Regions from separate parts of the Homo sapiens genome. Here region 2 is linked to region 1. The links are chromatin loops, found by intact Hi-C in ENCODE. Cell type or tissue: endothelial cell of umbilical vein. All regions are shown on one strand. Each heading gives the region's core, and the rest is flanking DNA. Links, peaks and the distances in the headings are about the cores only. Region 1 overlaps SDK1 (sidekick cell adhesion molecule 1). Region 2 holds the start of LOC124901577 (a long non-coding RNA gene).

Region 1 (11,830 bases), core at 1,615-9,614:
TATTTTTTATGAGTCACTTGTAGAATGACATTTTGGCAATAAGTCAATGAGTTTATCATGGAAAAGTCTTCCTCCCAACCTCCTCCTACCCTGAGGCTTTTCTATTCAGAGGGAATATCTTTTTCACCCTCATGCTTAAGATTCAAGGATAGAATTCACTCTTTTTGATATATAGCTTGATGAATTTTGACAAACATACAGTGTTGATCCACTACCACAATCATAAAATATAAAATAGTTCTATCACCGCCCAAATTCTCCCACACTCCATTGTGATCAACTCTTCCTCCACCAGGAGACCCTGGCAGTCACAGATCTGTTTTCTGTCCCTATAGTTTTGCATTTTCTAAAATATCTTATGAATGGGATCCTAAAGTATTTAGCCTTTGAATCTGGCTTGTTTCAGTTCTCGTAATGCATCTGGTACTCATCTCTTTGTTGCACATATCAGTACTTTGTTCTTCTTTATTCATAAGTAGTATTTTATTGTGTGCATGTACCACAGCTTGTTATTCTATTCCCCAGTTGAAGGGCATTTGGGATTGTTCCAGTTTTGGCCATTTGCAAATAAAGATGCTAGAAACATTCACAAATATGTTTGCACATGAACATAAGCCTTTATTTTGCCCAGTTACATGCTTGGAGTAGACTTTCTGGTAAGTGTATGTTTATTTAACTTTATAAGAAACTTATAAGAAACCTCAAAGTCCTCAGGGAAATAATCAGAAACTTAGCTTGCTATACCTAACAAAACTATCATTTGAGGTAGGGGACAGAGGGATAATGGCAGTTTTAGACATGCAAGCCATTCTCATTATGTTTTACTGCTTAATAAGCTGCCCTGAAACCCATCTTAGAACAAAATAATCAGGTGTTTTGTACACAAATCTGCAATTTGAGCAGGAGTGGGAAGGCTTATCTTTGCTCCACCTGGTGTCAGCTAGGGTGGTTCCACTGATGGCAGTAGATTCCTCTTCCAACACGACTCACTTTCATGGCAAAAGTTGGTATTGACTGTTAACTGAGAGTTCATCAGAGTTAATGACCAGAGACCCCAGTTCCTTTCTACATGGACCTCTCCATGGGCATGGACTTCCTTCAAAGATTATATGCTGGGTTCCAAGGACAAACATACAGAGAGAAGCTGTCACATAAAAACTATATTGCCTTGGGCCTGGTGCAGTGGCTCACGCTTGTGATCTCAGCACTTTGGGAGGCCGAGGCAGGCAGATCACATGGTCAAGAGTTCGAGACCAGCCTGGGCAAGAGACCAGCCTGGCCAATATGGTGAAACCCCATCTCTACTAAAAATACAAAAATTAGCCGAGTGTGGTGGTGTGCACCTGTAATCCCACCTACTCGGGAGGCTGAGGCAGGAGAATCACTTGAACCTGGGAGGCGGAGTTTGCAGTGAGCCAAGATGGCGCCATTGCACTCCAGCCTGAGTGATAGAGTGAAATTCCTACTCAAACAAAACAAAACAAAATACTATATTGCCTTTTATGATGAGCCTTGGGAGTCACAAAGTGTCCATTTTCACCATTGTGTCACTAGCTGAAAGAGTCACAAAGGCCTGCCCAGGTTCAGGAGAAGGAGCCATAGACCTGTCCCTGTGTGACGTCATGGGAGGCTCTGGCAGAGCATGTCTGGTAAGGAATGTTGCTGTGCCCCATTTGAAAAGGACAATTGGCCACATAAGGGCTCAAGAAGTTTACCACTTACCAAAGCTCTTTGAGAGAATCTAAAAAGGACACATTCCAGGGAGAAAAGTAAATCTGAGAAGAAGTAGAATATTAGGAGTGATAATGAACAAATAAGGTGGTAAAACATATTGGTTAGTGTAAATGAATGTTGAATATTTTGAAAAGCAAAGAAATGTGGAATTGAAATCCCAAATTATAAGAGCATGGAAAGCAGTGTAGGAGCAGAGGGGATTAAAAACCTGTTAAAGTTACTGCTTTGTCTCATAAACAGATACAGAAACAGATTAACTACAGACCTTGTTGCAGAATTTTTATATTTGGAACATGTTCAGGTTTTACAGCACCTTCTTACCCCCTTTTCATTGAACTCTTGAAGATCTACTTCTGCTCCCACCAAAACAGAATCATCTTTGAGTTCTTACTCTCCTTGAACTTCGCTGGTATTGACTGTTCGGTTTACTTCCACCTTCTTTAACCACTCTCTTCTTTTGAATTCAATAACACAACACACTCCTGCTCATTTTTTCTGGCTCTCTTCTTCTTAGACCTCTTTGCCAACTTGCCTTCCTCCACCTGTCTTTAAACCTTGGATTTCCTCAATCCTTGGTCCTAGCACTTCACTACCTCCCACCTTATTCTCCCTCCTTAGGTAAGTTCATCCAAGCTCATCAGCTCACATACCAACTATAGCACTTGCAGATGACTCACAATTTTACATCTCCAGCCCACATCACTCCTTTGAGTTTCAAACCTATGTATTCAACAGCCTATTCATTGTATTTTCCTGGAGTTTTTTCAAAGGTGCTTCATACTCAGTAGGTTGAAAACAGAACTCTTTTTTCTTCATTGACCCTATTTTCCCTGCCTTACTCCTGGCTCTCCTTTCTTAACATAAATGACACTGCCATCCAACAGTTGCCCAAGCAAGAACCAAGGAATTATCCTTGATACTTCTTTTTCTCTTCCACCACATCCAGTCAATCACCAGTTTCTCTTATTGTACCACATGTTATCCCACAAATCTACTCACATCATTGTGTGTCCACCTCTGCCACCATTCCTGACCAAACTCTTGCCTCTTTCATTGGTCTCTACCTTGTTTCCCTATGTTTATTTTGTCTTCTCTCTCCATTCCCCATGCTGTGGTCAGAATGATATATTAATATGAACCTGATCTTGTTACTCTGTTCCTTCAAATCCATTAGTATATTAGTCTGAGTAACCAAATCCTTAATATAAACAGCAGGGTTTGTGTAATTCAGTTCCTTCCCTTATCTACCTAAATTTTTTCTTCCATCTCTTTCCCTCTGACGTCCAGCCACAGCCACTTTGGTATATTGGTTACGTTCTTAGTTTCCCGGATCAGATACCTGAGTTTGAATCTTAACTTTTCACTTACTAGGTATGATCTTAGACAAGTTCTTAAACAAAACAAAACTTTTATTAATGGACAAGTTCTTGAACCTATGCATCAGTGTTCTCATCTCTGAAATGCAGTTATTAGTCTCAGCTTCTTAGGGGATTTGTGTGAATTAAATGAGATGAAACGTGTGCGGTGGTAGCACAGTGACTGACAGTTAATAAGCCCCCAGTAAATGTTAGATTATTTGCTTAACGAACCACCTCCCTTCTTGTCTCTGGGAATTCTCGTTGCTCTCCCCACTTATACAGGATACCCACCCGCTTGCTTCCCTTGCTTAGTACTGACTTATCCTTCTGCAGCAAAGGACCTTACATCCCAGCTGGCTCAGGACAGACCCAGTTTATGTCTGTTGTAGATCAGTTAACATTTACTGTTTTTAGGTATCCCCTTTTACTACTGGTTTGTGAAATAAATTAGATGATCACCCTTTTGTGCTCAGTTCAAGAGTAACCTTTTTTAGGAAACCTTCTTTGATTCCTACAAGGACAGGTCGTCTATTATTTGTTCTTACAGCACATCCTGTAACTTTTTTTTGCCATAGTTACCACGATTACAGTTAAAACAGTTCATTGCATAACTAGTTCCTTGAGGTTTGTTTCTCCTATTGGGCTCTAGGCCCTTGGAGGACTGGGACCTCAAGGCGGGGGGTGTCTTGCCTTACCCCTGAGTTTTCAGCATTGGTCTTATCCAAGTCATTACTCAGTATATTTAGAGGAGACAAGAAACACTGAACAGGATCTGGTTTGGACTTCGTGTCTGTTTCTGACTTTAAATGTCAAGTCACTTCCTCTCACTGTCTCTTCATTTCTTCATCTTGTAAATTCAGAAAATTAAGCTTAATGTTCTCTAGAATTCCATCGGCCTCTACATTGTGTGAGTCTAGCCCATCAGGGACATTTTTTAAACCAATTTTTAAATATTTATAGTCACAAATTTAAGAAGGAAATGGAATCAATGTACATCTCCCCAAAGACAGAGTAAAATACTTTGTTGCTCATTGAATGAAGCTCTGGTCATTACCCTTTTTGTTATTATGATTCCTAATTTGTAAGCTCTGATGTTATCCCTTCTTTCTCAATATAGCTGAGACAAATGTGTAGTCTGTATGATCATATCATTGCTGTTATACCTATTTACAAGTTTAAGACTGAGTCAATAGAAAAAAATCCAAGTGAAGAGTGTTTAAAATAAACTTGTGTTTCTCCAGGAAGTTAACTAATCAAACACTTTTCATTGTAGATGTTGTCATTCAGTACAAAATAATCCCTGAGACAGTCTCATGAAAAACCTAATGCATTTTTTGGTGAGTTTTATAATGAGATTAAAAAGAAATTAAGAGCAGGAAGTGAAATTATAACGCCAGTGGGAAATCTTTGAAACCATTTTATAGTTTTTTCCTTCTTATGTAATATGTCTGTGAGATTGGGCAGGTTTTTGTTTGCTTGCTTGCTTATTGTTTGTGTTTATAATGTGGAGGAATCAGCTGAACTTGACTTATCCCTTTACAACTGATCCATGCCTACACAGTAGTTGCTTGGAGCTAAAAGCAGGAACACATGGACCCTGAGGCATAGCTGCTCTGAAGTCCTGGCGGCCTCTGGGAGGGCTTATCCATGATATGGGACACAGGGTCTCCTGAGGTCTTGGAGGAGTTTTCCTGGTAACTCTGAGGAGTGGCGGGTCATGGTGTGGTGACCATTGGTCTAACCTGAAGGACTATAGGAATGAGGGCAGGGAGAATTGTAGGGAGGCAGCCGATGCTGCTGGTGAGAATGAAAACATCCTCAGAGTGGCTTCCATACCCATCCTGTTTCTGTAGTGCCCAGTTATTGTGAATACCCATCACACGTTATTCTATCACAGCAAGCAGCTCATCTACCCTACTGCACCCCCAAGTTCTTGAAGTGTCTCTCTGTTTCTTGCCGTTACTGGAGGTAAGCCAACATGAAAGATGAAAGCTGTGTTTATACTTCTACTGCAAACTCTTGAGGAAAAAAACAGAGGCATTAGCCAAAAGAGATAGGACATACAGGCAAAGAAGAAAGATGAGCTGGAAACCAGTACCTAAATAAGTCCAAAAGCAATCTATTTATAGATCCCAGAGTGAGATCGATAAAGGAGATGATGTGGAGAAATATATATATATAATATATATATTTATATAATATAATATATAATAATATATATTAAATATATATTAAATAAATATTAAATTTATATATAAATTTGTTATTAAATAAAATTTATATTAAATAAAAATTAAATTTATATTAAATAAAAATGTAATATATATTTTTATAATATATAATTTTATATATATATATATATATATATATATATATATATAAAAAATACAGAAAGCTCTAAGTATGCACAGATCACACTTTTGCCAAAATAGGCACCTACAATGAGGGCCCCATCCCCACCCTTGAGGGTTTGGAGTGATCTTTGGGTAAAAGCTCTATTCTAACTCTTGAAATGGTTAAACTTTTTCTAGATGCATCTTTTAATATTACTTCCTCTTTTATTCCTTTTTTCTATTTTTTTTAAATAAGCATCTTTGCTTTACTTCTTTTAGCTATGAAGCAGCTCTTGCTGATAGTAAATAAATACTTAAAGTATGAAGATACTTCCTTGTAGCATTTGACCAATTTGTAAGGCAGCGGTTCCTCAATTTCAGTGATGCACCAAGCTTTTCCGAAAATGAGTTCCAAAGGGAATTGATTTTTATCTGCAATACTCTCATCCTACAGACAGGATATTGACTACACTTGATAGAATGGAAGTGTAAATCCAGAATGAAGCATTGCAGGAACAAATCCCATGGGGGCGGTTCATGATCAACAGAATCATTCATTGGACGGAAAGATCGGAGAGCTAGACAGTGTCAATAGAGACAAAAGGGGAAATAAAAGCATTCATTTCCTGAAAGAGTCTTTTCCTGGAAGGTTTTTGTTGACTGGCTCTTCCTTTTAGTATACTCTCTATTCCTAGTTGTTTATCAGCTTATGTGAGAACCTTAAAACTCATAATCATTTATAATCAATGTTTAAACATGGAAAAATAAAAGTACATACCATAGGCCCCGCCGGCCTGTTATTACATGAGTTTATTAACATTCACTGTGAGATGCCTTGGTATAGACTTACCCCTTTTTATTTCTGTCTCATGTTGTTTTGGATATTCTGCTTTGCTAATGCATTAGGTAGTTTCGTCTTGCTCTGCAAAGACAAAAGCTCAGTCATTGACCTGGAGGGCCCAAAACTGCGCCCCCTGCTGCCTTGTGTATTTGGTGGCTGGCATAGTCAGTTCATTATGTGGCAGGCAAAAGTTTGCATTCCAAGGGCGGAAGACATACACATTGGTTTTGTTTGAGAATTATATCATAAAACTGAGTTCTAAGTACTTCTTGAACATTGAGATTATTATTGATGAACTGATTATAAAGTATTCTTAAATATAAACCCAAAGCAAATTTTATTAAAAATAAATAGAAATTTGATTAAGAATAAGAGATAATTTCTAATAACTTTTTGGTAGGTGACAGCAGGGAGATTTGTTTGATCATGGAGTTTTTAAATGCTTTTAAGTCTTGAAGTCCATTAAGGCATAGAAGAGAGAATAGGAGAAAAAAACATCTCTGAATGGCACAGACCGATCACATGTTGATTGAAGCACAGTCAATGTGTATACTGAAATTGTGAGTCAAGAGCTATATCACTAAAAGATAAGGGAAAGACAGCATCAGAAATTGACTACAACAACGAAGGTGTAGTGGGAGATAAAGTTAGACGACATGAGATTCAGTGTTACAGATGGAGGCAATTTGAGAAGAGGCGGGTGGAGTGTAGTGAGCATGGTAATGAGAAGGAAGGAGGGCATCTACCCCACGTCCAAGTCCAAAGCAGGGTGGGAGAGACCTAGAGAGGGCTGCTAGGGCATGAGTGTCAGCAGGGGAGGACCAGCCTTCCTGTTGAGCAAGAAGAAGAAACATTTAGAGGAGAGGGTGACAATACAGGGGCCTTTGCTGAGGCTGGTCTTTGAGTCACAGAAAGCACAATGGAAGTGGTTAAGGAGTTTTGGTTTGGTGAGGGATGTAGTGTGGAGTAAGAGCTGTTCATGGCTGTTTGGGGATTCATATACAGGAGATGAGGGATGAATTGAGATTCTAAGACTTTATTCCATAAATACGGACAAAGGGCAGTGATGTGTTGTTCAGTGTTTGATAACTATAACTGGCTCTTGGCAGGGAAGAGCCCTGATGTGTAGCTTTTTCCAATTTTCATGGTGTGAATACTCCCACCACAGTGTATTCCAGGTGACCAACATGACGTCTTTCTATAAGGAGTTGGACAGAGATCCACAAGATTGGCTCTGTGTTCAGCACGCATTGGGTAAAGGGCATGGCTGGATTAATGCTGGTAGACTCAAGCCAATCATTAGGCAAGGCTGTGAGTGGTAGGGAGTAGAGGGCATTTGGTATCCTTCCTGACCCCTGTGGATAGAAGCATAGTGACCTGAGGAACAATAGTCTTCTTGGTGTGTGGGCCATATAAAAACAAGCCTGCATCAAATTCTGTACATGGGTTAGAGTTTGCTAGCCACGGCTGTAAACCTTCTCATGCCCGTGAGCCATCTCCACGTGTGAATCTAACAGATATCTCCAATGTTGATCTCCCTCCATGCCCCAAACCTGCTCCACCCATAGTCTATATCATATCATTTCATGGCAGCTTTATCTTTCAAATGGTTCAGGCCAAAACCTTGATCTTTCACCCATAGCCACAGAAAAACCTGTTAGCTTTCCTTTCAAAAGCTATTCAAAATCCAACATTTAGCTGTTTTCACTGCTACCACTTTGGACCAAGTGATGGTCGTCTACAGCTGGAATTATTATAACAGCTTCTGGTCTGTGGTCTAGTCTTCTTGCTTGCTTGTATTCAACACTTAGCTAATCTTTTTTTAGAATGTAAGTTAGATCATGTCAGTCTTCAAAATCAGAAATTTCCAGTTTCCTGTTTCATTCACATTAAATGCTGGAGTACTTAAAGTGGCCTACAAAAGTCTACATAATATGCTCCCCATTACCTTTCTTCCTCCCCCTACTCCTTTTTGTTTGTTTGTTTGTTTGTTTGTTTGTAAAGAGATGAGGTCTTGTTCTGTCACCCAGGCTGGAGTATAGTAGCATGGTCATAGCTCACTGCGGCCTGGAACTCCCGGTCTCAAGCCATCCACTTACCTCAGCCACTACAGGCATTTTTGTAGAAACTGAGTCTCACTGTATTGCCCAGGCTGGTTATGAATTCCTGGCCTCAAGTGATCCTCCCACCTTGGCCTCCCAAAGTTCTGGAATTACAGGTATGCCATGCCCCGTATGTCTTCTTTTGAGAAGTATCTGTTCATGCCCTTTGCCTACTTTTTAATTGGGTTGTTTTTTGCTTGCTGATTTATCTAACTTCCTTTTATACGTTCCTTATATGTTCTGAATATTAGACATTTGTTGAATGCATAGTTCCTGAATATTTTCTCCCATTCTGTAGGTTGTCTGTTTGCTCTATTGAGTTTCTTTTTTTGTGGCACTATCACGGCTGACTGCAGCCACAAACTCCCAGGCTCAAGCGATTCTTCCACCTCAGCCTCCCAAGTAGCTGGGACTACAGGTGCATGCCATCACACCTGGCTAAATTTTGTATTTTTTTGTGGAGACGGGGTCTCACTATGTTGCCACCTGGCTAAATTTTGTATTTTTTTGTGGAGACGGGGTCTCACTATGTTGCCCAGACTGGTCTCAAACTCCTGGGCTCAAGTTATACTCCTGCCTTGTCCTCCGAAAGTGCTGGAATTACACGTACCACACCTGGCCTCTTCTAGTACTTTTTTTTTTTTTTTTTTTTTGAGACGGAGTCTTGCTCTGTCGCCCAGGCTGGAGTGCAGTGGCGCAGTCTCAGCTCAGTGCAAGCTCCACCTCCCAGGTTCACACCATTCTCCTGCCTCAGCTTCCCAAGTAGCTGGGACTACAGGCGCCTGCCACCACGCCCAGCTAATTTTTTATATTGTTAGTAGAGACGGGGTTTCACCCTGTTAGCCGGGATGGTCTCAATCTCCTGACCTTGTGATCTGCCCACCTTGGCCTCCCAAAGTGCTGGGATTACAGGCGTGAGCCACCACGCCTTGCCCTCTTCTAATATTTTTTAAGCTTGAGGTCTTATATTTAAGTCTTTAAACCATCTTGAGTAAATTTTTGTATATGATGATAGAAAGGAGTTCAATTTTATTCTTCTGCATATGGATATCCCATTATCCTAGCAACATTTATTGAATAGGGAATCTTTACTCCATTGCTTATTTTTGTTGACTTTGTTGATCAGATGGTTGTAGGTGTGTGGCTTTATTTCTGGGTTCTGCTCCATTGGTCTGTGTGTCTACTTTTGTATTCATACCATGCTATTTTAGTTTCTTAGGCCTTGTAGTATAGTTTGAAGTTGGGTAATGTGATGCTTCAACTTTGTTCTTTTTGCTTCTCTAACCTCATCTTTTACCTACTTCTGTTCCCTGGACATACCAAGGATTCCTGCACCTCTTGGCCTCTGGGATGTTTGTTTCTTATGACTTCTTCAAGAAATCTGGGTGGCTAATTTTGTACTTTTTTCAAATATCCTTTTCTTAGTGAAGACTTTTCTGGCCACCCTACTTAAACCCTTGGAATTTCCAACTCTCCCACAGGGATTCTGCTCTGTGTGCGAAGGGGTATGTGTGTATGTGTGTGTGTGTGCATGTAGGTGTGTACACTATTTTTATTTAACATACGATAAGCATCTTTGGCCCTGGATTCTTCTTTTTTAGATGTTAATATTGTTGTATTAGTCTGTTCTAACACTGCTAGTAAAGACATACCCAAGACTGGGTAATTTATAAAGGAAAGAGTTTTAATGGACTCACAGTTCCACATGGCTGGGGAGGCCTCACAATCATGGCTGAAGGTGAATGAGGAGCAAAGTCAGGTCTTACATGCTGGCAGACAAGAGAGCTTGTGCAAGGGAATTCCCATTTATAAAAGCATCAGATCTCGTGAGACTTATTCACTACCACAAGAATGGTATGGGGGAAACCACCCCCGTGATTCAATTATCTCCACCTGGCCCTGCCCTTGACACATGGGGATTATTAAAATTCAAGGTGAGATTTGGGTAGGGACACAGCCAAACCATATCAATTGTTAAATGTAAAGACAGTGTTTATGAATTGAAAGATTCAATATGTGAATATATATTTTATATCTTAATGTGATCTTAAGACTTACTATGTTGCTGTGGTAAACAAGACAGTGTGGTATTAGTGGAGGGATAGACACATAGTTCAGTGGATGGAGTAGAGAACCCAGAAATATATTCACACATGGATAACCAGCTGATTTTTTGACAAGGGTACAAAACTCCATAGAATCTGATCAGAGGCTGATGTCCAGAATGTGTAAAGAACCCCTACAACTCAACAACAACAGAACAAACAAAGTATTTCCCCAGAGAAGATATACAAAAGGTCAGTAGGCTCATGAAGAGATGTTCAGTGTCATTAGTCATTAGTGGTCAAACCACAGCAGGTCATGACATTAACAGGTCAAAACCACAATTAGACACAACTTCACACCCCTTGTAACAGCTAATATAAAAAGTAGAAAATTAACAAGTGTTGGTGAGGATGTGGAAACAGTGGGGTCCTTGTGCATTGCTGGTGGAAATGTAAAATGGTTTAGCCACCGTGGAAGACCGTTGGTTGCTCAGAAAGTTAAAAATACAATTAACAGCAATTTCACATCTAGGTATATACCCCAAATAATTGAAAGCAGAGACCTAAACAGACCTTGTACACCAATGTTTATAGCAGCATTATTCACAACAGCAAAAATGTAGAAATAATCTAAGTGTCCATCAGCAGATGAATGGATTAACAAAATATGGTCTGTAGGTACCATGGACTATTATGTGCCCATAAAAGGCAGGAGCTTTGAAAAATGCTGCATCACGTGGACGAACTTTGAAAACTAATCATTCACTATGCTAAGTGAAACAAGCCAGACATAAAAGAACACCCATTGTGTGGTTTCACTTACATGAGGTCTCTAGAATACGCAAATTCATAAAGTCGGAAAGTAGAATAGAAGTCATCATGGCCCTGGGGGGAGGGAGAGATGGGAGTTACTGTGTCACAGGTACAGAGTTTCTGTTTGGGATGAAGAAAAAGTTCTGGATAGAAATAGTGGTGATATGCACAACACTGTGAATGTACTTAACACTATGAAATTGTAGACTTTAAAATCATTAAAATGATAGATTTCAGGCATATTTTACCACAGTTTTTTAAAAAGCAATTCAGGGGAGGAAAGGTGATCTTTTCAACAAATGGTGCTGGAGCAATTGGGTATCAACAGGCAAAATAATGAACCTGACCTAAACCTCACATTTTATATCTTTAAAAAAACTTAAATGAACAACAACAACAAAATGACAAAACATACGAGAGATTTAAATGTAAAATGTAAGGTTATAAAACTTTTTGGAAAACACAGGAGGAAATCTTCAGAGCCTACGGATTAGTGAACAATTTTTAGCTATGGCACCAAAAACATGATCAATACATGAAAACAAAATAAATTGAATTTGATCAAAAGTGAAAACTTGCTCTGGGACAGATGCTGCAAAGAGGA
Region 2 (11,830 bases), core at 2,010-10,009, 270 kb before region 1:
TTGAAAGGTCATGTATATCTGTTTCTTAAGGATTGTTCACTGTTGTCTTATTTAGTTCAGTTTGTGAGGTCGTGTTTTCCCGGATGGTCTTGATGCTTGTGGATGTTTGTCAGTATCTGAGCTTTAAAGAGTTAGGCATTTATTATAGTGTTCATCATTTGGGCTTATTTGTACCCATCCTTCTTGGGAAGGCTTTCCAGATATTCAAAAGGAGTTGGGTAAGCCATATCTGCATTAGGGGGCACCCTAAGGCCAGTAACACTGGTTCTTGCAGACTTCTATAGGTACTGTCTTGGTAGTCTTGGATAAGATCCAGAAGAACTCTCTGGATTACCAGACAGAGATATTGTTCTCCTCCTTTTCTCCCAAACACATGGAGTCAGTCTCTCCTCTACTTCTCCCCCGACCCTCATTTTGAGTTAACTTTGTGTAGGGTCTAAGATCATCTTTTTGCATGTGGATATCCAATTGTTCTGGTTTTATTTGGTGAACGTATTATCTATTCCCTAGTGTATTGCCTTGGCATGTTTGTTAAAAATCAGTGGATAATAAATATAAGAATTTATTGCTGGATTCGTAATTATGTGCCATTGATCAATGATTTTTATTAGTACTATAATGCTTTGATCACTGTACCTTTATATAAGATTTGAAATTTAGAAAAGACCTCCAGTTTTTTTTCAAAATTGTTTTGATTATTCTAAATGTTTTGCATTTTCATTTGCATTTTAGGACCTGCTTATCAATTTCTGTGGGAATAAGCCTCCTGGAATTTGATAGGGATTATTTTGAATGTATAGATCAATTTGGGGAGAATTGCCATTTTAACAATATTGAGTCTTTCGATCCATAAATATTGAATGTCTCATCATTTAAAAAAACTTGAATTTTCTTCAAAGCTTTATAATTTTTACAGTACAAGTCTTGTTCTTATGTTACCTTTATTTGTATGTACTTTTTTAATGCTATTGTGAATGTGTCTCTTAATTTTACTTCCAGATTGTTTATTGCTTATAGAAATATAATTGATTTTTATATATTGATCTTGTATTATATCCTGTGAACTAGATGTGCTTTTTAAAAATTAGTTCTAATAGTTTTTTTGTGGACTCTTTGGGGTTTTCTATATACAGGATCATGTCATCTTCAAACAAAGACAGTTTTACCACTTTCTTTACAAACCGAATGTCTTTTATTTGTTTTTCTTGGGTGGTTAGAGCTTCCAGTGCTGTGCTGAATAGAGGAGATGAGAGTGGACATCTGTGCCTTTTACCCTGTCTTAGAGGAAAAGAATTTGGTCTTTCACCAATATGTATTATATTCACTGTAGGTTTTTTGCACATGTTACCAGGTTCTATTCTAAGGTTGCTGAGACTTTTTATCTTGAATGCACATTGGATTTTGTCAAATGTTTTCTCTGTACCTGTTGAGATGTTCATTTGGTTTTTATTCTGTATTAATATGATGCATTACTTTAATTGATTTTTAGCTGTTAAAACCTCACATTTCTGGGGTAATTAAAAAAGATGGCTTATCATCTTTTTTTATATGTTGTTGAATTTGGTTCACTAATATTTTATTGAGGATTTTTGCATCTGTGTTTGTGAGAGATACTGGTTTGTAGTTTTCCTTTCTGGTAATAATTTGTCTCGCTTTGCTATCAGGGTGTTATTGCATCCCATAATGAGTGGGAATATTCTAGAATGAGATGTGAGTAATATTCTTAAATCTACTTCTTATACTTCTCGGAAGAATTTGTGGAGTATTAATATTATTTCCTCCTTCAGTGTTTGATGAAATTCCCCAGTGAAGGAATCTGAGCCTGGACTTTTCTTTGTGGGAACATATTTTAAAAGCTCATTTAATTTTTGTACTTGCTGTAGATGTATTGAGATTTTCTATTCCTTCTTTAGTCAGTTTTGGTCATTCGTGACTTTTTAGGAATTTGTCTATTTAAGTTGTTGAATTTGTTGGCGTAAAGTTGTTAATATTTCTTTGTCTTTCTAATCTGTGAGGGGTCAGTGGTAATCATCTCTCTTTCATTCCTGATTTTTGTGGTTTTCTTTCTCTCTCTCTTTGCCAAGGGTTTGCCAATTTTGTTTTTAAAGAACCACCTTTTAATTTTTCCTCTGTTGTTTTTCTGTTTTACATTTCTTTAATTTCTCCTGTCATCTTTATTTTCTTCATTCTGTTTTCCCTTGATATGGTTTAGTCTTCTGTTTTCTACATTTTAAAGGTGAATTCTTAGATTATTGATTTGAGATTTTTTTCTTTAATATAGGAATGTTAACACTATACGTTTTTTTCTAAGTCTTGTGTTAGCTGCATCTCATACACTTGGACATGAGTTGTATTTCTATTATTCAGATTAAAATACTTGCTCATTCCCCCTTGTAATTTTAAAAAAATTTTTCTTTGACCCGTATTTAGAAATAACTGCATTATTGTTGGTAAATATACTTTATACGATTTTAATCCTTTTAAATCTGCTAATGCTTTCTTTGTGGTCCAGCATATGACTTATCTTGGGTTCTATGGCAGCTTGAAAAGAATGATTATTTTGCTGCTGTTGTGTGGAGTGTGCTTTAGATGTGTGTTAAGGTAAGTTGATTGGCAGTGTTATAAGTCTTCTGTATTTTTGTTGATCTTCTGTCTACTTGTTCTATTCATTATTGAAAATTGAAATGTTCAACTATTGTTTCTCTTTAATTTTGTCAGTTTTAGTTTTATGTATTTTGGACCCCTGTTACTGCATACATATTTATAAATTGTTATCTTTACCTGCTGAATTACCCTCTTATTATAAAATTTCCTTTTCTTTCTAGTAACAATTTTTGTCTTTAAATTCATTTTGTCTGATATTAATATAGCTGTCCTCTGATTACTGTTTTCATGATATATCTTTTCCCATCCTTTTGTTTTCAACTGATCTGTATCTTTGTATCTAATGTGAATCTCTTCCAGACAGCATATGGTTGTCAAGTTTATTTTTCTCAGTCTATACTGTTAATCTGCACCTTTTGATTAGATGGTCTAATTCATTTATATTTATTTATATTTAATGTAATTATTAAGATTTAAGTATACCTTTTCATTATATGTTTTCTATAAATGTTATATATTTTTTGTTCCTTCATTCCTCCATGACTGCTTTCTTTTGTGTTAAATGGATTCTTTTCTTAAATGCATCATTCTTGTTGTTTCTTTTAGTATATATTTTGAGTTACTTTCTTAGTGGTTATCCTGGGGATCATAACAAATAACTTAAAATTCAGTTCAGGTTAATCCTGGCATAATTTCAAACATACACAGAATTTTTTCTCACTTGCATGCTTTTTTTGCCTTATAAATTATGTATTTATATGTTATAAGCCTATCAACAAAGTTTTATAATTATTGCTTTATACAGTTGCCTTTTAAAACAAATAGGAGAAAAGCGTTCTCAAAAACAATTATATTGTATTTTATATTTACCTATTTAATTGCCTTTATTGGTACTTTCAAATTTTTTTCATATGGATTTGAATTACTTCAGCTGGAAGTAATCCTTTAGTGTTTCTTGTAGAGCAATTCTGCTGGTGACAAATTCTCTCATTTTTTCTTTATATGGGAATATTTTAATTTTCGTTTTTGAAGGATAGTTTTGCTGGATATATAATTTTTGGTTCGTAGTCTTTTCTTTCCCCCCCCCAGCGCTTTGAATATGTCACATCAGTGCCTTCTGGTCTTTATGGTTTCTAACAAGAAGTCAGCTGTTAATCTTATAGAGGATTCCCTGTAATATGCAAGTCATTTTTTCTGTTGTTTTACAGATTCTGTCTTTGAACATTTTGTCTTAATGTGTGTTTGACTCTTTGAGTTACCCTATTTGGAGTTCATTGAACTTCTTGGATATGTAATTTAATGTTTCTCATCAAACTAGACATTTTTGGCTATCATTTCTGTTGTAGTGTTTTTGCGGTTTTTAAAAATTTGTTCTTAGGGTTTTTATCTCTGCTTACATTACCCACCTCTTCTTGCATGTTTTACACTTTTTTCCATTAGAGCTTTTGGCATATTAATCATAGTTATGAATTTCTGGTTTGATAATTACATAATCTCTGCCATATATGAGTCTGATTCTGATGCTTGCTTTGCCCCTTCAGATTGTGTGTTTTCTTGCCTTTCAGCATGCCTTGTAATTTTTTGTGGAAAGCCAGGCATGATGTACTGAGTAGCAGGAACTGAAGTAGTAAATAGGTCTTCAGTGTGAGGTTTTGTTTATCTGGCTTGTAGGTTTAACGTTTTCTATAACTGTAGGTTTAACGTTTTCTGTAACTGTAGGTTTTCTGTAGCTGTAGGTTTTTCTGTAACTGTAGGTTTCACAGGCTTTAGTTTCCCGTAGTATCCTTGCTTTTTTCTCCTTTATTTTCTTTGGGCTTCCCTAGAAATACCGCCTTAAGTAGAGTCTGTACCTTGCAGCTATTTTAGTTGTAATCCACTGTTGTTCTATTAGAGCCCTGTTGATGTAGTGATAAGGTGTTGCGGAGAGGAAACATTCTATAATCTTGTGATAAACCTCAGATTTGTTTAGTAGGCCTGAGTCCCTGGGCTGTGACCTTCAGAAGAGTTTCTTAGCATTTTTTTTTCTCCTCTTCTGTGAGACAGGGATGCTAGAGGGGACTGAGTTGTATAATCACCTTCCCCTAGGTCACATAAAGTTCTGACAAAGTAGTTTCCCTTGGGAGAAGGCCTTTATTATATAGAACAGAAGGCTCCGGGCATATTTCAAAATACTTTTCCCCAGATGCATTTTGGCATGCTTACTTTTCCCCTTGCCCTTGCTGAGCACATGATTTATTTATTATTTTATTTTTATTTTTATTTATTTATTTTTTTAACCTCCAGTCTTCACCAGGAGAACATAGTGGGACTTCTGGGGGTAAAACTTATGAAAGTGTATGGGTCCCCTAAGACTGAGCCCCCAGTAGTTTTTTTTTTTTTTTTTCCTCAAGCTAGTTTATACTCAGCCTCCAGCAAATAGTGAGTTACCACTTAAGTGTTCCTACAGTTATTTCCTCTAGTAGCGCTCCTCCTAGTAAGCTGTGATTTTGTGTCTCCAGTTTTCAGTGCAACTATTTGCCCTGAGACCTCAGTTCTCTGGTGTATCTAAGAATTGTCCATGTTCAAGTTTTCCACTATTTTTCATGTTGGGAGAGTGGGACTTCCGAGCTCTTTACATGTTGCAACAGAAACCAGCAGTATTATCTCTTCAGTTATTCTTTCTCTCTTCTTTTAGGACCCCAGTTATGTGTAACTTCATGCACTTGGGGATGTCCCAGAGGTGCCAGAGATTCTTTTCATTTTTTTTTCATAATTTATTCTTTTCCTCAGACCACATAATCTCAATGTATCTTTGAATTTGCTGGGTCTTTTTTCTGCTCATTTTTGTCAGCTGTGGACTCCTTACATGAATATTTCCTTTCAGTTATCATACCTTTCAATTCCAGAGTTTTAATTTTGTTCCTTTTTGTGATGTCTGTCTCTTTCTTGACATTTTTTATTTTGTGAGAGTTAAAGAATTAAAGGAAAGTATGAGCATGATGGTTTCCTTTAAAGTTTACGTCTTAAGTTCAACATCTAGGCTTCATCAGGGACAGCTTCTATTGACTCCTTTTCCTGTGTATGGTCTGTACATTCCTATATCTTTGCATGCTTCATATTTTGGTTAAACACTATAAATTTTAAATTATTTAATGTGTAAACTTTGGAAGTTCAAATTTGTTATCCCCCCAGAGTATCATCCTGTTGATAAGGCTGCTGTTACTTCGTATAGTGACTTCTCTGGACTAATCTCATAAAGTTTATTTTCTTCATTGTGTGGGGACACTGAAATCTCTGTTGGGTTTGATTAGTGGTCAGTTGATGATTGGACACAAATCCCTTTTACTAAGTCTCCCATCCTTCTGTGAGGGGCTCTGTATATGTGTTGTGTATGGCTCTTTCCTCGGCTTGTATATGGCCCGGTACATGTGTGTGGAGTTCCAGATACCCACTGTGGACATCTCATTTCACAGGTCTCCCATTTAAATTTTTGGCTGGACTCTTGGCTGCCCAACTGGTATGGCCGACTTAATAGCTGTGGTGTTAATCAATTGCAGCTGATTGTTTTTGACAAATGCCCTAGGGTAGAGGGCTTCTCCTGCTTGGTGAGCTCTGCATGACATCAAGTAATGATAATGCCTTGTGAATGGGGCTTCCCTGAGAGCTGTGAAGCAGGTCAGACAGTGACAGTGCTCCAGAGAGGGCGCTTTTGGGGAAGTCTGAACTGGGTCTGCTCCCTCTGGTGGCTACAGGACTACACATTTTCACATTGTTAGGGAGGCTGCTGGTTCTTAGCCTACTGTGAATGGAGCTTAGGAGAGAGGGATGGAGTAGACCAAGTTAAAATGCCATGAACCAAGCCTTTCTAGCCAAGATTCAGCAGCTTTCCTAAGATAATGCTTTAGATTGTTGTACAGCTTTGGTTAATTTTCAGAATTTTCAAAAAAGTTGATTTTGAAAATTGTGGCAGCATTTTCATTGTTTTTATGCATGGGAGCGTTTCCACAGATCTTCACTCCACCATTCTGAGAGTGCCCCCAACTTCGAATGGATGAATTTTTATAACAAGTGAAAAAGTAAGTCCCTGAAGGTTACATACAGCCTTTACCCATTTTATCAACTTAGAAACAATGAAAAGAACGTATGTACTTATAAATACATAAAAATATACACAGTATTTGTATTACACAAAAATAGATAAACATAAAACTATAAAAAGTAAAGTACAGGATTCTGGATAGTGGTTACCTCAGATGGTGGCAGACCAAAGGATGGGAGTGGGGGTTACCTAGAAATATATGTGTCATAATTAAGGTCCAGTTTTATTTTGTAGTTGGTGGGTTCATGGATTCTTATGGCGTAATTAAAAATATATACACAGGCAAAAACATTTTATGGTTGTGTTTGCCTTCATGTTAACACATGAGATGAGGAATCTATTATGCAACAGAGCTTTATAAAGGAGCTTCAACCTCAGTTTTCAAAGCCATTCTTACGGCCAGAGGAATTGCTTATGGAGCTTATCTCTACCCAGTCTCGTGTAGGTCTGCCTCAGCTGGCCGAACTCCAGTGTCAGGACAGGACAGTGATGATGAGAAGGGAAGGGACAGCAGCCAGTGCCAGTTCGAGATGAGTAGTCATCTAATACTGCCTCTGCGTGGGTCCCTGCTGCCATCCGCAGCCTCATAGCCCTCAGCTCCGTAATGTGTCCTGATGGATTTAGAAGATACATAGGGAGCTGTCATTGTGAGTCTGAAAAATATACAGATCACGCTTCACTTACTAAAATCCATACTTGATGATGTCAGCCACTTACACGAGCATTCAAGAGGTCTTCTAGAATAATCACATGACAAGATTTGGGGGAATACACAGAATTCCAATCAAGATGAGTTGAGCATAATATCATGGAGGCAGGATCAGAATGGAAAGGTAACTGATAACTTGGAAGTTTAAACAATTACAATTTTCCTGTTTACTGTGTGACAAGAGCATTATGGGGCCTTGAAAATGGCAGTGTCACCACTGGGTAATATATTTTATTCAAAGACTTTTTGAGAGAGAGCATCTGTAGAGTCAAATGGTACTTGCCAAACTATTCCATGTATGGAACCCATAGGACTTCATAATTTTATGGTTTGCTGGGGGAAAATAACAAGACCACTCATGGCCCAGGTGAGTCTTGAAGAGGCTGTGGCCACAATATACTGAGCCAGCCGTAGTTCACTGGATGGGAAGACCCAAGTTTGACTTCCAGATTTACTTCTTACTTGCACTTTGGGCAGTTACATTACTTCTCTGAGCCTTATTTTTTTTTTTTATTATGGAGATAATGCTACTGATGTGTAATAATTTTGTATCTACTAGTATTAGAATGTATGAATTACCCCTTAATTTTTCAAATACTTAAACTGTTAACATCTGAATCTTGGCCAAAATGAGCACAAATGGCATTTGTATAAATGCCTAGTTATTAAATGTTATCACTATTTAACTATCTGGATTTGAAGACCAGTGCATGGCGTTTGCTAGGAGTTTATATCATGTTCTTACGTATGTGTGTAGCTGTCTTTACTGCATCTGTCGATTAGGAGGTAAGAACACCTGCTGAATATGTACCTTGAGCTAGCTATTGTGGGAGATATAAAAGAAGCACAAAACTGGATCCTGTCCTCATGGAACTCAATCTGGTTTCTGAGGTTTAGCTTTTATGTGACTCACAGATAGAGCAATGTCACAGAAAATAATATGCGGAAAATAAATGCAAAAAGAACTTGAGAAAGCTTCATGTGGCTCAGTATCCTGCACTCAGTAGGATATGTGGAGGATATATATAAAATCTAATTGAGATTCTTAGGAAAGGCTTTAATGAAGACTGGAGAATGAATGATATCTGTTATAAAGGATGGTGAAGCTTGGCTATTCAGAGAGTAATGGAGGAGGTACTTCAGTAGTTTTTATTGTGTCTGCCCAAGAAATTCACTCGGAAGCACAATGTTTATTTCTGAAGAGGCAAAGACCAAGTTTTAGAAAATAAAGTTCTCCTAAATACTATTATAAAGTTTGAGTATTTCTATTATGATTTTATGACTTCCCATCTGTGGTAGGTGTTTTATTGAAATTATTTGAATGTTATCAAGCTGTGACAACAATGCTTTAAAGGTCATACACAAAGCACAATTAAATTTCCCAAGTGAAATAAGAATGTGCATTGTGAAAGGCAGAGAATTTCAAGTAGTTCAGTTTTGTTGTTGCTTTTTTTCATCTGGGCCATTTTTGAGGTGTTTAAATCAAAAAGTTGTTTTTCTTCTTGATTGCAGTTTTCCCTTAGTTATTTGTGTAGCTTAAAAATGGAAACCAATGTGTTTAAGTTGCAATATTTTTGAGTCTATTAGTTAATATAAACTTTATTCTACACTCAACAGTAGATTGCATTATAGCTATGTGGAATGTAAAGATTATTTTGCACTTATATAAATGTGATAGCTTCTGATTGATACAGATTTAATTATGCAAACTTTGGCTTATTATGAATTAGATGAAACATTTCTATTCCTCTGTTTCTTTCTTTCTTTCTTTTTTTGAGACAGAGTTTCACTCTGGAGTGCAGTGGTGCTATCTCGGCTCACTGCAACCTCTGCCTCCCGGGTTCAAGTGATTCTCCTGCCTCAGCCTTCCCAGTAGCTGGGATTACAGCTGCATGCCACCACACCCAGCTAATTTTGTATTTTTAGTAGAAACAGGGTTTCTCCGTGTTGATCAGGCTGGTCTTGAACTCCTGACCTCAGGTGATCTGCCCGCCTTAGCCTCCCAAAGTGTTGGGATTACAGGTGTGAGTCACCATGCCTGACCTATACTTCTGTTTCTTATGAGCTTACTTATTAGAAGATCTCTAAGATTCCTGTAATTTAAAATTTTGTAATTTCATTTCATTTTACCCATTTACATCATTAAAGTGATGAATGGTTGCTTCTTTCAAATGGTGGGAAATGAATTTTGGAGAATTGTTAGTTATTATTGCTCATTTAAGGTTATTTGAACGTTTTGACTATTTGATGGTGTTTTTTGTTTGATTTGTGATGCTGACTCATAAATACCATGAAAAACAGGTCTTTTTGTTCTAACCGAAAGAGGGATTATTTAGCAGCTTAATGACTTTGGTAAATAAAAGTTTATTTGCACCTATGAGAAAGATGACAGGTAATATCTAGATATCTGAGTAAAGAGTAAAGAGAGCACAAATACAATAAGATATGGAGACTCAGTATCCTATCAGCTTTTTGATGTAAAATGGTACAGTAGTTACTACCTAAGAGAATAGTCTATTTCCATGCTGGTTGCTCACTTGTGTGCTCTTCTGAAAGAGTGAGGGCACTGTGCGTCTGACTGGATACTGGGGTACTCTGTTTCCAAGCTGCATTACAGGGATTTGAAATATCTTACATATATATATATATATATATATATATATATATATATATATATATAATATATATATTTATTTATATTATATATATATTTATTTATTCCATATACAGGCATACCTTGGAGATATTGCAGGTTAGGGTCCAGACCATTGCAATAAAGTGAATCACACAAATTTTGTGGTTTCCCAGTGCATATAAAAGTTGTGTTTATGCTATTTTGTAGTCTGTTAAGTGAGCAATAGCATTATGGCTAACAAGAGTACATACCTTAATTAAACATTTTCTAAAAAATGCCTGCACAGAGACGTGAAGTGAGCTGATGCTATTGGAAAAATGGCATCAATAGACTTGCTGGACATGGGCTGCCACAAACCTCCAAAATTTGTAATTTTACAAATTAAAGCCCTCAATTTGAAAAACATAATATCTGTGAAGCACAAGAAAGCTAAGTGCAGTAAGACAAGGTGTGCCTATATATGTTTCTGTGTATATTTAAATAACTTATATTAATAGCTGCAAACAGTAGATTTCTTCCGGTGTATGGCTTTGTCATTGTTATCACTGATTTGTAATAATTTACCTCTTTTTTGTATGTTTTATTATTTTCTGCCATGGTTGATAAACAAGTTAATTTACTCTCAGAACAGAGAATCTGCAGTATTATTATTAATAGTGACTGTTGACTTCTTTTGTCATCTAAACAACTTGTTAGTCTGCCCTTAGGCTTGACATTATTTTTGTTGTGAAAGAATATTCAGTAAAAAGTTTTGACATGTTTAAAATCATTAAATACTTCCAAACTGGTTTGGAAAGCTTCTCTGGGCTGAAAGCCAGTTGATTCTTATCAGTCTTTTTGCATGACTGAAGTCAATTACTTCAGAGCTTGAACAACTGCAGCCTTGGTAAATGGTCCAGTACTGTCCAGTAGTACAATATGGGAGGCTTTTAAATGCTACTGTAATTGGTAGTTTAACAGATGTGTTTTGGTTGGACAAGAATGTAAAAGCTATTTTGGAGCATTTTCAAAGGCATGAAGTTTAAAATAATGTAATGTTAATTTTGTGCTCTGTAATGTATATCGTAAGATTGAGGTCTTAATGTTTGTATTAAGTAAGTGAAAATATTCAAATGAAACTTGTGTAGAAAAGGAACTGCCTGTGTTCAGAAAGATTCTGAACAAAAACAAGTGAATTTTCAGAACTGAACTAACAGTTGCCAGAGGGTGTGGGTTCTGACGATGTCCTACCTGAGGCAGGCTTTGTGACTTTGGAAAGCCTTGGTTTTCTTATTTTTAAAGAGGATCTAGTCCAACACTGGTCTACTCAGACTTCCTCATTTGTAAAAAAAAACCAAAAAAAAAAACAAAAACAAAAACAAAAAACACTTTCCTTAATCTTGGAATGCTTTTCACAAGAACTAAGTGTGGCATATTGGTGGCTGTATGAGTACTCTGGTATTATAGGAGTTGAAGTGTGAGGTGGAGAGTAAGAGTAACTGGGGGTAAAACTTAGACCCAATGTGTCCAGAAGATTCAGAGCCTTATCACTGCACAAAGGAGCACAGATTTTAAACACTGAAGTGCCCAAGTTGCATGCAAACAGGCTGTGGGCTGACCACCGGTTTTTGTATTTATTCTGAATATAGTATGCCACAAAATTTGAATGTATATGCTTTTACAGATCTCTGTGCTCTCTCTAGCTCCCCCAAAATCTCTGCCTGTCTTTAGTTTCATGCTAGACTGTTTTATCTGTTTGTTGCCTTTGAAAGCTTTTGGGTTTACCCCATGCTGGAGTAACATGTAGATCTAGAAGGATTTTGAG

The links. Peaks named below come from ENCODE experiments on the same cell type or tissue, not always from the same donor. Only the 100,000 strongest peaks of a DNase experiment are listed, where the experiment ranks them.
Region 2: it touches region 1 in a loop (2.7-fold over the local background); 3 of 110 quality-filtered maps call a loop at or near these places.

The regions. Positions count from the first base shown.
Region 1 is chr7:3,667,323-3,679,152 of GRCh38, forward strand. All of the region lies in intron 4 of SDK1 (sidekick cell adhesion molecule 1), which reads left to right. Among named protein-coding and RNA genes, the nearest start is that of SDK1-AS1, 320 kb to the left of the region's middle. In endothelial cell of umbilical vein, for the core only: a CTCF peak has its summit at 6,411 (motif pointing left); no DNase peak of the experiment used is centred there.
Region 2 is chr7:3,393,799-3,405,628 of GRCh38, forward strand. All of the region lies in intron 1 of SDK1 (sidekick cell adhesion molecule 1), which reads left to right. LOC124901577 (a long non-coding RNA gene) reads left to right here and starts at 4,989. Exons shown (of 2, transcript XR_007060196.1): 1 at 4,989-11,830. RefSeq lists an enhancer at 5,758-6,507. In endothelial cell of umbilical vein, for the core only: a CTCF peak has its summit at 6,294 (motif pointing left); no DNase peak of the experiment used is centred there.